Linked DNA regions of Mus musculus: region 1 is linked to region 2. A link is a loop called in an ENCODE intact Hi-C map of the cell type or tissue named here. Cell type or tissue: left cerebral cortex. All regions are shown on one strand. Each heading gives the region's core, and the rest is flanking DNA. Links, peaks and the distances in the headings are about the cores only.

Region 1 (5,676 bases), core at 1,598-4,097, 170 kb after region 2:
TTTCTATCGGGTTTGACAGCTCTCCCCGGATTGGTTTCATTTCCTTGTTTTATTTGCAAACCCAAATTCTGCCAGCCAGAGTCTAGCCGGTACCCTCTAAGTTCAGGCGGAAGCCCACAGAAGTCAGAGATTCCTGTTCTTCTCAAAGGAAGAGGCCTGAATGAAGACTTGAGGATCCAGTTCCCAGGCAGCTCACTCAGCAGACAAGAAAGAAAGACTACCTTTAGGAGTCAGTGGAGATGCTGGTCCCTGGCACCCAGGGCTTCTGCCCAGGCCAGGGAGCAAAGTCCACTCTGTCCTCAGGACTCAACCAATGGCTATAAGAAGTAGGGGTTGGGGGAGACTCATTCGTCCTCAGCCTCTGAGATACTGCAGCCGCAGACAGGAATTTACTCAAACAGCTGCTTCCAGCCTCCAAAAGCTGTAACACGCCCCAAGGTTGCCAAGTAGAGGTGGCACAGGCCTTTAATTCTAACATTGTAGGAGAGGCAGAGGCAGGGGGATCTTGTGAACTGGACGATATCCTCATCTCATCCTGACTTGTAGGTCAGCCAAAGCTAAGCCCTCAAGCCAAAGCAAGCAAGCAGGCAGGCAGGCAGGCAGGCAGGCAGGCAGGCAGGCAAGCAAGCAAGCAAGCAAGCAAGCAGGCAAGCAGAAGTCAAACAAAAACTCCAGACAAACCACAAAACATTTCCTGGAGCTTCCACGGCTCCCAGACAGCATCCTGCTGCAAACAAGAGTTCAAACCTATTTTATTTAAATCCTGTGTGGTGATATTCAAGCTGTTTTATCCTGCTTGAAGTTGATAATCACGAATTGGTAATAAAGTCCCTCCTGTTTGTACTCTTTGATGTCTGTGGATACCATCCTTGGAGGACGGTGACCAAGAATCAGGTTGAAGACAAGGTGGTCTCCACTGACCACCGCAGGACTATTGGAGGAGGCAACCAAACATGAGTTACTAACTACACCACTTTCATCTGTGGCTCTAGTCTTTTCCCTAGATTAAAAAATTCGAGCTCCTTATAAACTGAGTGTAAGTCTCAGTTACAACATGACTTTTGCCTTCACAAAGTCTTTGGCCCTTTTGGAGGAAGAGAAATGTGTACATAAAAATTAAATAAAGACATGCATCATAAATGAAGACCAGACATGCTTAGGAAGAAAATGCACACAGAGAAAAGTGAAGGTGAAGAACCAGCTGTACAGAGGCAAAACAGCAGTAAAAGAAACTGGGGTTGGTGGAACAAAATGGCGGCGAGGCCACTGGAACAAGGAAGCACAGAAGGAGGCAGGAGAGGACAGAGTTTCTGAGTCATTTAAGGAAGCACAGGCGGATGAATACGCTCTTGCAAGGTCAAAGGATAATCTGCACTAGAGGCGATAGAACATCAAGACTCAATAACTGATAAGTCTATTTTTCTCTGCAGCAACGTCACTGGTGATATCTGAATTTGCCGGATGAAGATAATGGAAGTAAAATATGAGGAAGTGGGAGAAATGTCTGGATGAATGGAGGGGACAGCGGTTAGGAAAAACCCTTAGCTCATTAATTCTTGGACCGAGTCACCTCCAACTTCTCTGGCGACTTTTACCAAGCCAATAGATATGAATGCATCGTTTTCTTCAGCTTGTGCAAGGCAGGATGGTCATTATGAACATGTGCACAGCACTGGAAGGCAAACTGAAGTTTACTTATTGATTTATTTTAAGTAAGACGCTACTTCTCTAGCAGAGAATGATGTCAAAGGATCTCTTTCTTCTGTTATGAAATGTTCAGGAATGCATATCTGTTCTCTTAGTCATGCATCCAGCCCCAGTCACACCCTGCAGGAGCAGGTTTGCCCTGGTGAGAGGATGGTCACCTAAACAGAGCTCTCATGGACTTAAAAGTCAGAAGAGCAAAGAGAATTCAACAGAGACCTTAGGTAGATGCACAAAATAGATGTTACTAGGCCTTTATAGCTTTTATATTATCTGGAAAAAAAATCAAGTATAAAAAGATGCTAAGCCACCCAACACCTTCCCTTCAAGGCTCAGGGATCGACACAGAAGAGGAGGAAAGATTCTAAGAGTCAGAGCTGATGGATGACTCCAAAGAAAGTGTCTTTTGTATACAACAGAACTAATTCACATACGAACTCACAGAAACTGTGACAGCACACAAAGGATGTACAGGGGATCAAGCCAGATGGAATCCTAGAGCTGAGAGGTTGAAGTGGACACAGCGTCCCACCATGAACCAAAAAGCTATCTGAAATTGGTACCCATCCGCACAAGAAAAGTACTTTTTGCCAGTGGAGTCTCACTAGGTATATTAACCACACTTCAGAGTGGGCCCCATGCCTAGGAGTTGTTGGCTAACACAAAACGAACTCAATGGTATTTTTGCAGATAACACTTTTTCACGTAAACAAACAAACCAAAAAACCAAAAAACCAAAAAAAAAAAAAAAAAAAAAAAACAACCATTAGATTGAAGGCTGTGGTTTTTATACAGCCTGTGGGCAAGACGGCTCAGTAGGTAAAGGTACTTGCCACGAAGTTTGATGACCCGAGTTTGATGCCCTGGATACACATGGTGGAAAGAGACAACTGGAAGTTGTCCTCTCACTTCCACATGAGTGCTGAACACAGTGCTAGACACCTAGAGACTGATGGGGCACTGGCTCTATCGCTTAAAGGATTGGTTTTGACCTAGGGGAAGTTCACCAGGTTTGGCTCCATTGCCAGATCAGCAGCACCACCGGCCCACTCACTATTCAGGCTCCTAGGCATCTGTTCCAGAAAATAGCCTCCGGGCGCTCGGGCCACATCCAAGATGCCACACCCATAGGTTTGGCAACTGCGGGTGTGCTGTGTAGTTTGGCTCTCCTCCTGCCCCTTTGGGCCAATCCGGGCTCCGCTGGAACTCACCTGCTCTGCAGGTACGCCAGGACGAGGCGTGGCGAGGCGCGGCGGCGGGCGTGGCCGAGGCGGGGAGGGGCGGGGCGAAGCTGCTGTGGGCGGGGACAGAGCCCGTTGAAGCTCCAGGCGCAAGGCCCCTGCCGCCAGTCGCCGCGGTGACTGCCGGGATGCGCCGCAGCGAATGGTCGCGCGGGGCGCCGCTCTGAGTGACCTTTCACCCGAGCCCAGCGGCCTCGGGCGGCGGCACAAGGCGGAAGCCATGGCGGAGGCGGCGGCGGGCGAGGCGGGCGCGAGCGAGCGGGACCCAGACGCGGGCCGCGCGCGCCGGCGGCTGCGGGTTCTGTCGGGCCATCTGCTGGGCCGGCCCCAGGAGGCTCCGAGTACCAATGAGTGCAAAGCGCGGAGAGCCGCGTCGGCGGCCGGGGCGTCGCCCGCCGCTACTCCTGCCGCACCAGAGTCGGGCACCATCCCCAAGAAGCGGTGAGTAGCGGCCCGGGATGGAGCTGGCGGCGGGAGGCCGTGAGCGGCCTGGGCTGTGGGAGAGGAGAGCACGGGAGTGGGCAGGGAGTTGGCAGGGTGGGCGGAAGGCATTCCGATCCCTGAGAGTACATCAGCTTGCGGGCTGGGAGTGGACCAGACACACCGGACTCTGTCGGGAAGGGGCGGCATGGCTTGGCCGGATTTTGGTGTCTCTTTTTGAAGGAAACACATTTCATGACCTAGTGGGAAAAGGGTTTAAGCGGATCCCCTCTTTTGGGTTTTGGAGGCTGGAAATTCATTCTCTATCTTGGAACGGGTAGCAGGAGGATTGTCTTAATCTACGACGAGGAGTTTTAAAATTGCACTAGATAATCAGATTTCTACGAATTCTCAAAAGCCTGGATGCTAGCAAGCTGGAGTGGGATGGTGGTACTCTGGGGAGAGGTGTGAGTGGTTTCTGTAGGGTAGGTTACCACTTCCTTGTGGTCATGGATTCTAACTTTAAGGGAGGAAACCAGTGAGTGAGTGAGTGAGATACAGTAGACTGCAAGCGTTAGTGACTTAAGACTTTGGTATTCCAGCTACTGATCCTTTAAGAAGCTAAAAGACAAGAGTCTGAATGAGGAATGTTTGTAAAACCTTAAGACCATTGGAGGAGAATCTCTGTCTCTGATGAAAGCTGTCGAGAGATGGTGTTTTCTGAGATGATCAGTTTGGAAAAACTTGGAGAATGAAAAAAAAAAAAGATTTTGCTAACTCGAATGTGTACTTTCAAAGTGCTGGAGATGGTGCTATTTCCATTACTTCTACGTTCCTAAGGTATTAGGTAGGTGCAGTAGTCTTCCATTTTACAGATGAAGAAATTAGAAGAAAAGGTTAAGAAGTGTGCTGCAGGTAGCAGGTACCTGTGTTACAGTTTACACATCAAAAGCAAATCAAATGGACTGCCTCATGAATTCAACCCATGTAATTAAGTTCTCACTGCATACACACTGTGCCAGAAATGCAGGGATTCTGAAATGTGCTCTTCCCTGTAGGGCACCAAAGTAATAATACAGTTTAAGAAATTTAGCTGATAATTGAAACTCATGGTCATTTAACCCTAGTTTTGAGTATATGTATTTGTTAGGATAAAGGCTTTTCTGAGCCAGGGGTTTCTGTGTAAATCTTGAAGTTTGTAATGAAAACAGCCCTGGAGGGGGAGAAAGCTCGTGGTAGACAAACAGAATGGTCACAGGTAAAGAGTGTGGGGGACTAGAGAACTACCGGACTCAGGTGTGGCAGAAGCTGTGAGAATGACAGGGATGCGGACGGAAAGAACATCTGAGTTACTTTTTAGAAAGGACACTGGAATGGAGATGAAGATTCGATTGGCAACTGTAATGGCTGGAAACAAACCTAGGTTTGAATTCCATTAGGCTGTTTTACCGTATAAACTTTCTGTCTCTCTCAGAGCTGTGTCCCCTCCCTCATTTTAAGAAAGATGTAGAACCAGATGTGGTGGTGGTGGGTAAGCCTTTAATCCAAGCACTTGGGAGTGGAGGTTGGAGACCTGTTTTAGGAAACGGAAACAAAACCAAACAAAACCAAAAAACCAAAGAACTAATCCCTGCTTTGCATTTTTGCTTTGGCAACAGAAAACTGCAGCTGAAAGATGTTCAGTGTACTGTGTTACACAAGCTCTCAACAAATAGCTGTAGTTGCTTGTGTCTGAAGACAGACAGTGGCTGTGAATCGCCTAACTTTAATGCATAATGCTGGGACTCGGAATTAAGGCATCCGATACCATTTTAAGACTACGAGGAGGTTCCCAGAGTTTGGTTACTTGGTGGTAGGAGAGGGTAAAGCCGAGAGTCACTTAGCCTCTGGTGTCACTGATGTTATAGTATCTGATTTCTCATTTTTCCTAGTGGCTTCATACACATGACTGTTTTCTCATTTGCAGGTATCTGTGTGACTAAACATTTATATGTGCACCTACATTATTAAATTAAGTAGGCAGGGCAGGTTTCCTTAAGATGGGTTTAGTGGCCTTTGCCTTCAGCATTTAGGGAAGAAATAGCAATGCTCTGATGTAATAGGTAAGACTACTTTTTTTTTTTTTTTTTTTTTTTTTTTTTTTTTAAGACAGGTTTTCTCTCTGTGGCCCTGGTTGCCCTGTAACTATGTAACTAGCTTTGTAGACTAGGTTCACTTTGAACTCAGAGATCCACATCTGCCTCCCAAGAGTGCTTGGATTAAAGGCATGTGCCACTGCTGCCAGGCTGGGTACGACTTCTTAAGGCTGAGG
Region 2 (5,676 bases), core at 1,925-4,424:
AGTTTAAACTTAGGTCAGGTTTTGTTTGTTTGTTTGTTTGTTTGAGACAGGGTTTCTCTGTATAACCCTGGCTGTCCTGGAACTCACTCTGTGAACCAGTCTGGCCTTGAACTCAGAAATCTACCTGCCTCTGCCTCTGCCTCCCAAGTGCTGAGATTAAAGGCGTGCGCCACCAGTGCCCAGCTAGGTCAGGTTTTCTAAGATGGAATCTAAACCCCAAAATTTGGTCTCTCAAAAACCATCTTGAAAAACCAAGGATCAAAAAAGATCGGTATCTGAGCATGGGCCAGAGAACAAACCAGCCAAAGATTGGTTATCGTTTCTGCTTCACTTCCTGCCCTCATTTCCTTCAATGACAACCATGACCTGGAAGTATAACATTTTCCCCTTTTGAGTTGGTTTTGGTCATGGCGTTTATTACCCAGCAACATAAAGCAAACTAGAATCAGGGTATCATGTAGCCCAGGGAGGCCTCATACCCCACTTTGTAGCTGTGAATGTCCTTGAGCCCTTTTGAGACAGGGTCTCTGTATCCTAGAGCTAGATGTAGGTCAGGCTGGCCTGGTACCCCCAGAGATCCTTCTGCATCTGCCTCCTGGTTGCTGTGATTAAAGTCCTGAGACACCACACTTGGCTGCTCTGAGTTTTTTCAATCTCCCACCTCCAATCCCTAAATGCTGTGGGTTTGAGGGATTAGGAGCTGTGTCACCTGCCCAGTTTGCAGAGATGAGGATCCAGGCCTAGGTCTCATGTCTGACTGCTGGGATTAAAGGTGTGTGCCACCATCTGAATCCATTTCTCATCTTTCACTGGGAGAGACAGATAAATTGCAAAGGAGTTTGCTATGCAGAATGTTAAAATATGCAATTTGTTGCAGGAAAAGAAGGCTTGTCAATTGTGCTTTTTTTCTTACCCTCAATAACTTTATTTAAATGAGATCTGCAGATTTTTTTTTTCTTTTGAGACAGGGTCTCACTCTATAGCACTGGCTCCCTGAAACTCCACATAGCCAGCTAGAGAGGCATGGGCCTCTGCCTTCAGAGTAGCCTAGAGGTGACACATACCACGACTAGCAAATCTGTAGACTTTTAATTTACAGTTGTTATTGTGAGAAGGCTAGGCTAAGTCCACGACAGGCTTCAAATTAGCAGCTAAGGAGACGAGGTCTAAAAACCCAGGCTTCAGGCAGCTAATTAGAAACTGCCCCACCACCTGGCCTGAAACAAGGACAATGGGTCAGCAGTTCCCAGCCAGCCCCCACGCCCCAGTAATGGAATGTCCTTCGAGATAGCATAAGACACAGCCTACCACCCCCCACCCCAGATTCCTCAGCCAGTTTCCAGGCACCATACCCTAGTATGGTTCTGGAATACCTAGAGACAGAGTAAGACAAAGCCCACCTACCCCAGGATTCCACTAAGGTGCTTTAAATTGGTCCTGCGGGCTCACTTCAGGCTCTATCTTGGTAACGGGAGACCCCAGCATGCTGGACTTCTACAGAATAAAAACAGTGTTTGCGTTTACATACTATTAGAATCCGGGGTATCATTCTTCGTTACAGTGGGTGTTTCGAGACTACCTAATCCTATGTTTGCTTTTATTTGATTAAAAACCCAAATCGTTCCAAATCCCTTTGCTAAGCAAATAAACGATTCGACTTATTTCGTTCATATACTGCACACTAAAACTCGAAACTGATGACCACTTTAAATAAGAAACAAATCTCTAGCCAACAGGTAGAGGGCCTATATGGCCAGAAGCCTTTTGGAAACGTTGGAAATCGTTCCATTCTCTCAATTCTATACCCAAGTGGCTCTGCTTCTTCCTCCCAGACTGTCTTAATTTGTAAATGTGCAAGCTGCTAAGGTGAAAACCGCAGTAACTCAGCCGCGTTTTGCGGTCCGTGAGACGTGCCCCGACTGCGACTTGCAGTGTGGGTCTCCCAGGAAGGCGGCGCAGTCACATTTTTCCAAACCTGGGCTCTCGACATTTAGAAAGCCGCGAGGGAGGCGAAGATGGTCAACTGGCTTTCTTACAACCTTAAGTCTCAAGTCAGAAAAGCGTGACTTTCCATTTGGCTCTGGAATGGAGGTGAACTCGGAAATGGAGACCCGCAGGCGCGCGGGGGAGGGGCGAGAGGGGCCAGAAGAAAGGGAAAGGCCTTTCTCTAAGCTGACGCGCGGTCACGCGGCTTTCTCCCGACGTGGGCTCTCGCCATTGGTCGAGCTGCCGCTGACGTAAGCGTCGCTGCCGGGCGCGAACCGCGGCGAAGGCGGCGCTGCGTTGGAAGTTGGCGAGGCGCGCGCGCTCCCGCCGGCGGCCCAATCCCCGCTCTCCACCCTCGGCCCGCCAACGCGGTGGACCAGTCGCGCTCCGCTTTCTCATGACTCCGCCCCCAGTGGGCGGGCGGCGCGCGGATAGCACATCACGTGGTGACTGGCCCCGCCTCTTCCTCTCGGTCCCATATTGAACTCGAGTTGGAAGAGGCGAGTCCGGTCTCAAAATGGAGGTAAAACCGCCGCCCGGTCGCCCCCAGCCTGACTCCGGCCGTCGCCGCCGCCGCCGGGGGGAGGAGGTATTAGGGGGAGAGCGGGGGGTTGCTGGGTAGTTGCCGGCATGGGGGGGCTTTGGCTCGATGGGAGTGGGGAGGCCGGGGAGACCGGGACGATCGTCCCGCGCTTTGCGCTGAGGGCGGTGGGAGGGGGAGGGGAGCGGGCCGGGTGGCCTCCTCCGGGCCCTCCGTCGGCCTGGTCCTCTCGGTCGGCCGCACCGGCAGCCCTCGAAGACGCGGCGGGGCCGGGGAGTGGCTCGGCAGCCGGGCGAGGATGCCCTCGGGCTGCGCGGCCTGACTTAGCGAGGCCGCGGGCGGCATGGCGGGCCTCCGCGGGAGCGGTTGGGAGGAGGCGGTGGGGGAGGGGAGGAGCACATCCGGGCGAGCGAGCAGGCGGGCGGCGGCCGCATTGACATTGATCCGCCGCCGCCGCGTTACGAAATGGCGCAGTGGCCCGCAATGGCCGCCGCCTGGCTACGCCGCCAAGAAGGAGTGCGCGGGGATTGGAGGGGACGGCGGGAGGCGGCCCGGCGTTTCTGCCGCAGATGGCCTCCAGGCTCCGGGCGCGGTGCTTTCCGCTGGGGTGCTCCCGACGTGGATCTAGGCCTTGGCGGGCCTTCTGGGTGATGACAATCCGCGCAATACTCGGGCCGGATTTTCTCAGCGCTCATTTGGGGATACATTACTGAAAAGCTTGCTGCTTTAAGGTGCTTCCTAACCCGCTGCTTGTGCTCAAGTATTTGGAATGAGAGTATTTACAGCGTCCTGTGGTTGAAGTCTTAACCATTTCGGGGGTTTGAGTGTAGATGTGTTTACTTGGAGCTTAATATTTTTATTGATCTAATTTCTCATACTTCGGATTGGCCCGGATTTTGGTTTTCCTGGATTTTGGTTTTAGAGAACTGCGACCACACTAGAAAATACCACGATTACGAGAATTTTGTGTGTATAGAGATGCTTTTTGTGTATTGTCAAATTCATTTATGCGAGGCTTGAATAAAGGGGTTTTACGTGAATTTGGGTAGTTGGGTTTCTGGTATGTGGCTGTCTGCATATTGAATGTTCTAACTAATATTTCCAGAAGATGGAAGAAAGTGAGCCCCCTTTAAGGGCTTGTGTTGAATTGTCTTAATGCGTTCATTAAAAGCGGTTCACTCGAAAGTAAAATCTTCAAAAAGAAAACCACAGGCTAGATATTTTCTAAGTCTCTCAGTTACGGTTTTGTTTCTAATTCCTCTGGTCAGGCGGTATATGCTATACCTTGTAAATCCAAATTACACGCTTGTGAATGTAAGGATCGCATTCGAAATAACTTGAAACTATATGATGTAAGTGGGTATAACCAAGGTAAATTGATTACAGAAAGCTAAGTAGTGGAACCAGGTGTGAATGGTGCGTGCACACCTGTTACCCTAGTATTTGAAAGGCTAAGGTAGGACTGCCTCAAGTTCAAGGCTAGCTTAGCCTGCCTTTCCTTGAGAGCCAGCCTCAAAACCCTCACCCACCCTTTTAACCCCCACAAGGTATCACGGGGTTAAGTCTTGGCTGTGTTTTGTGGGATATGCCTAATTTGCTTGGGAATGTCTTTTAATAACTGAAATGTTATTAGCTGGAAATGTGAATTTCTCTTAATTTCCCGTTGTAAGCTTCTAAGTTGCATTTCATAGATCATGTTTTAAAATTACAGGTTTGTTGGTGTTGCAGACTGAGGACAGTGGAGATGGCACGGGCAGTCTTTGGGGTTTATTTTTCTAGTGAATGATTTGTTAGAAACATCTGAAATACTCTAGACTTTTTAGTTGTAGCTTAAAGTTTAAAAAATCTGGGACTGTTTGGGGGTTCAGTTTAATGTGACCCCAGATACCATTTTAGTGGGATATTTTTGTTTTTAAGACAACCTACTCCCTATGTACCTCATACTGGCCTAGAAGAACTGACATAATCCAGGCCAGCTGTCTCCCAAACGCTGAAATTAACTGGTGTGTACTATCATGCCCAGCGTGGAGCAGGTTTTTTAAATGGATGGAATATTGATGTTACAGATTTGAGACAGAACTTCATTTTATCCAAGAAATAACTATATTGATCTTTTTTCCTCAGGGCCATGATCCAAAGGAACCAGAGCAGCTGAGGAAGCTATTTATTGGTGGTCTGAGCTTTGAAACCACAGATGATAGCTTAAGAGAACATTTTGAGAAATGGGGCACACTTACAGACTGTGTGGTGAGTTCTTGGGGTAAAAATGGTCTAAGAAAGGGATGGGAACCTATAGCACTATTTAATACTTTGAACTATTTATTTGTAGGTAATGAGAGATCCCCAAACAAAACGTTCCAGAGGCTTTGGTTTTGTGACCTACTCTTGTGTTGAAGAGGTGGATGCTGCAATGTGTGCTCGGCCACACAAGGTTGATGGGCGTGTGGTGGAACCGAAGAGAGCTGTTTCTAGAGAGGTATTTTAATAACATGTTGTATAATACTTGGATATGTTTCAGTTTGGTTTTTTTGACTTATAATTATTTTATTTGTAGGATTCTGTAAAGCCTGGTGCCCATTTAACGGTGAAGAAAATTTTTGTTGGTGGTATTAAAGAGGATACGGAAGAATATAACCTGAGAGACTACTTTGAAAAGTATGGCAAGATTGAAACCATAGAGGTTATGGAAGACAGGCAGAGTGGGAAAAAGAGAGGATTTGCTTTTGTAACTTTTGATGATCATGACACAGTTGATAAAATTGTTGGTAAGTAACAATTTATTTGAGTTTCGTTTTCATAAATCATCTAAGTCAGTGGTTCTCAACCTTCCTTATGCTGTGACTCTTAATACAGATACTCATGTTGTGAACCCCAACCATAAAATTTTCATTGCTACTTCATAACTAATTTTGCTACTGTTATAAATCCATGTATATCTGATAAGCAGGATGTCTGTGACTCAACCTATAGGCTGAGAACTATTGATCTAGATCAGGAAACATTTCTAAAATATTGACTCATTCTCTTCTCAGTCTACCATCTTAATAATATTTTAATTAATTGCATGGTGATAAAGGGTTCACTTTAACATGGTTTTCCAAACAAAAAATAACTTTTCTTTTGTTTTTGACTTAAAAAAATATAGTTCA

What was found. Peaks named below come from ENCODE experiments on the same cell type or tissue, not always from the same donor. Only the 100,000 strongest peaks of a DNase experiment are listed, where the experiment ranks them.
Region 1: it touches region 2 in a loop (2.2-fold over the local background); 1 of 42 quality-filtered maps calls a loop at or near these places.

What each region holds. Positions count from the first base shown.
Region 1 is chr2:75,829,126-75,834,801 of GRCm38, forward strand. It overlaps Agps (alkylglycerone phosphate synthase), which reads left to right and starts at 3,052. Exons shown (of 20, transcript NM_172666.3): 1 at 3,052-3,386. The coding sequence starts at 3,088. It overlaps Gm34861 (a long non-coding RNA gene), which reads right to left and starts at 3,062. Exons shown (of 3, transcript XR_866490.3): 1 at 2,916-3,062. In left cerebral cortex, for the core only: a CTCF peak has its summit at 3,068; a DNase peak (open chromatin) is centred at 3,132; H3K4me3 peaks cover 1,595 bases; H3K27ac peaks cover 1,067 bases.
Region 2 is chr2:75,656,815-75,662,490 of GRCm38, forward strand. Hnrnpa3 (heterogeneous nuclear ribonucleoprotein A3) reads left to right here and starts at 2,445. Exons shown (of 11, transcript NM_053263.1): 1 at 2,445-2,509; 2 at 4,652-4,774; 3 at 4,857-5,003; 4 at 5,082-5,292; 5 at 5,673-5,676. The coding sequence starts at 2,504. Gm39859 (predicted gene, 39859) reads right to left here and starts at 2,123. Exons shown (of 3, transcript NR_166143.1): 1 at 1,976-2,123; 2 at 1,405-1,494. In left cerebral cortex, for the core only: a CTCF peak has its summit at 3,020; DNase peaks (open chromatin) are centred at 2,288 and 2,992; H3K4me3 peaks cover 2,238 bases; H3K27ac peaks cover 1,540 bases.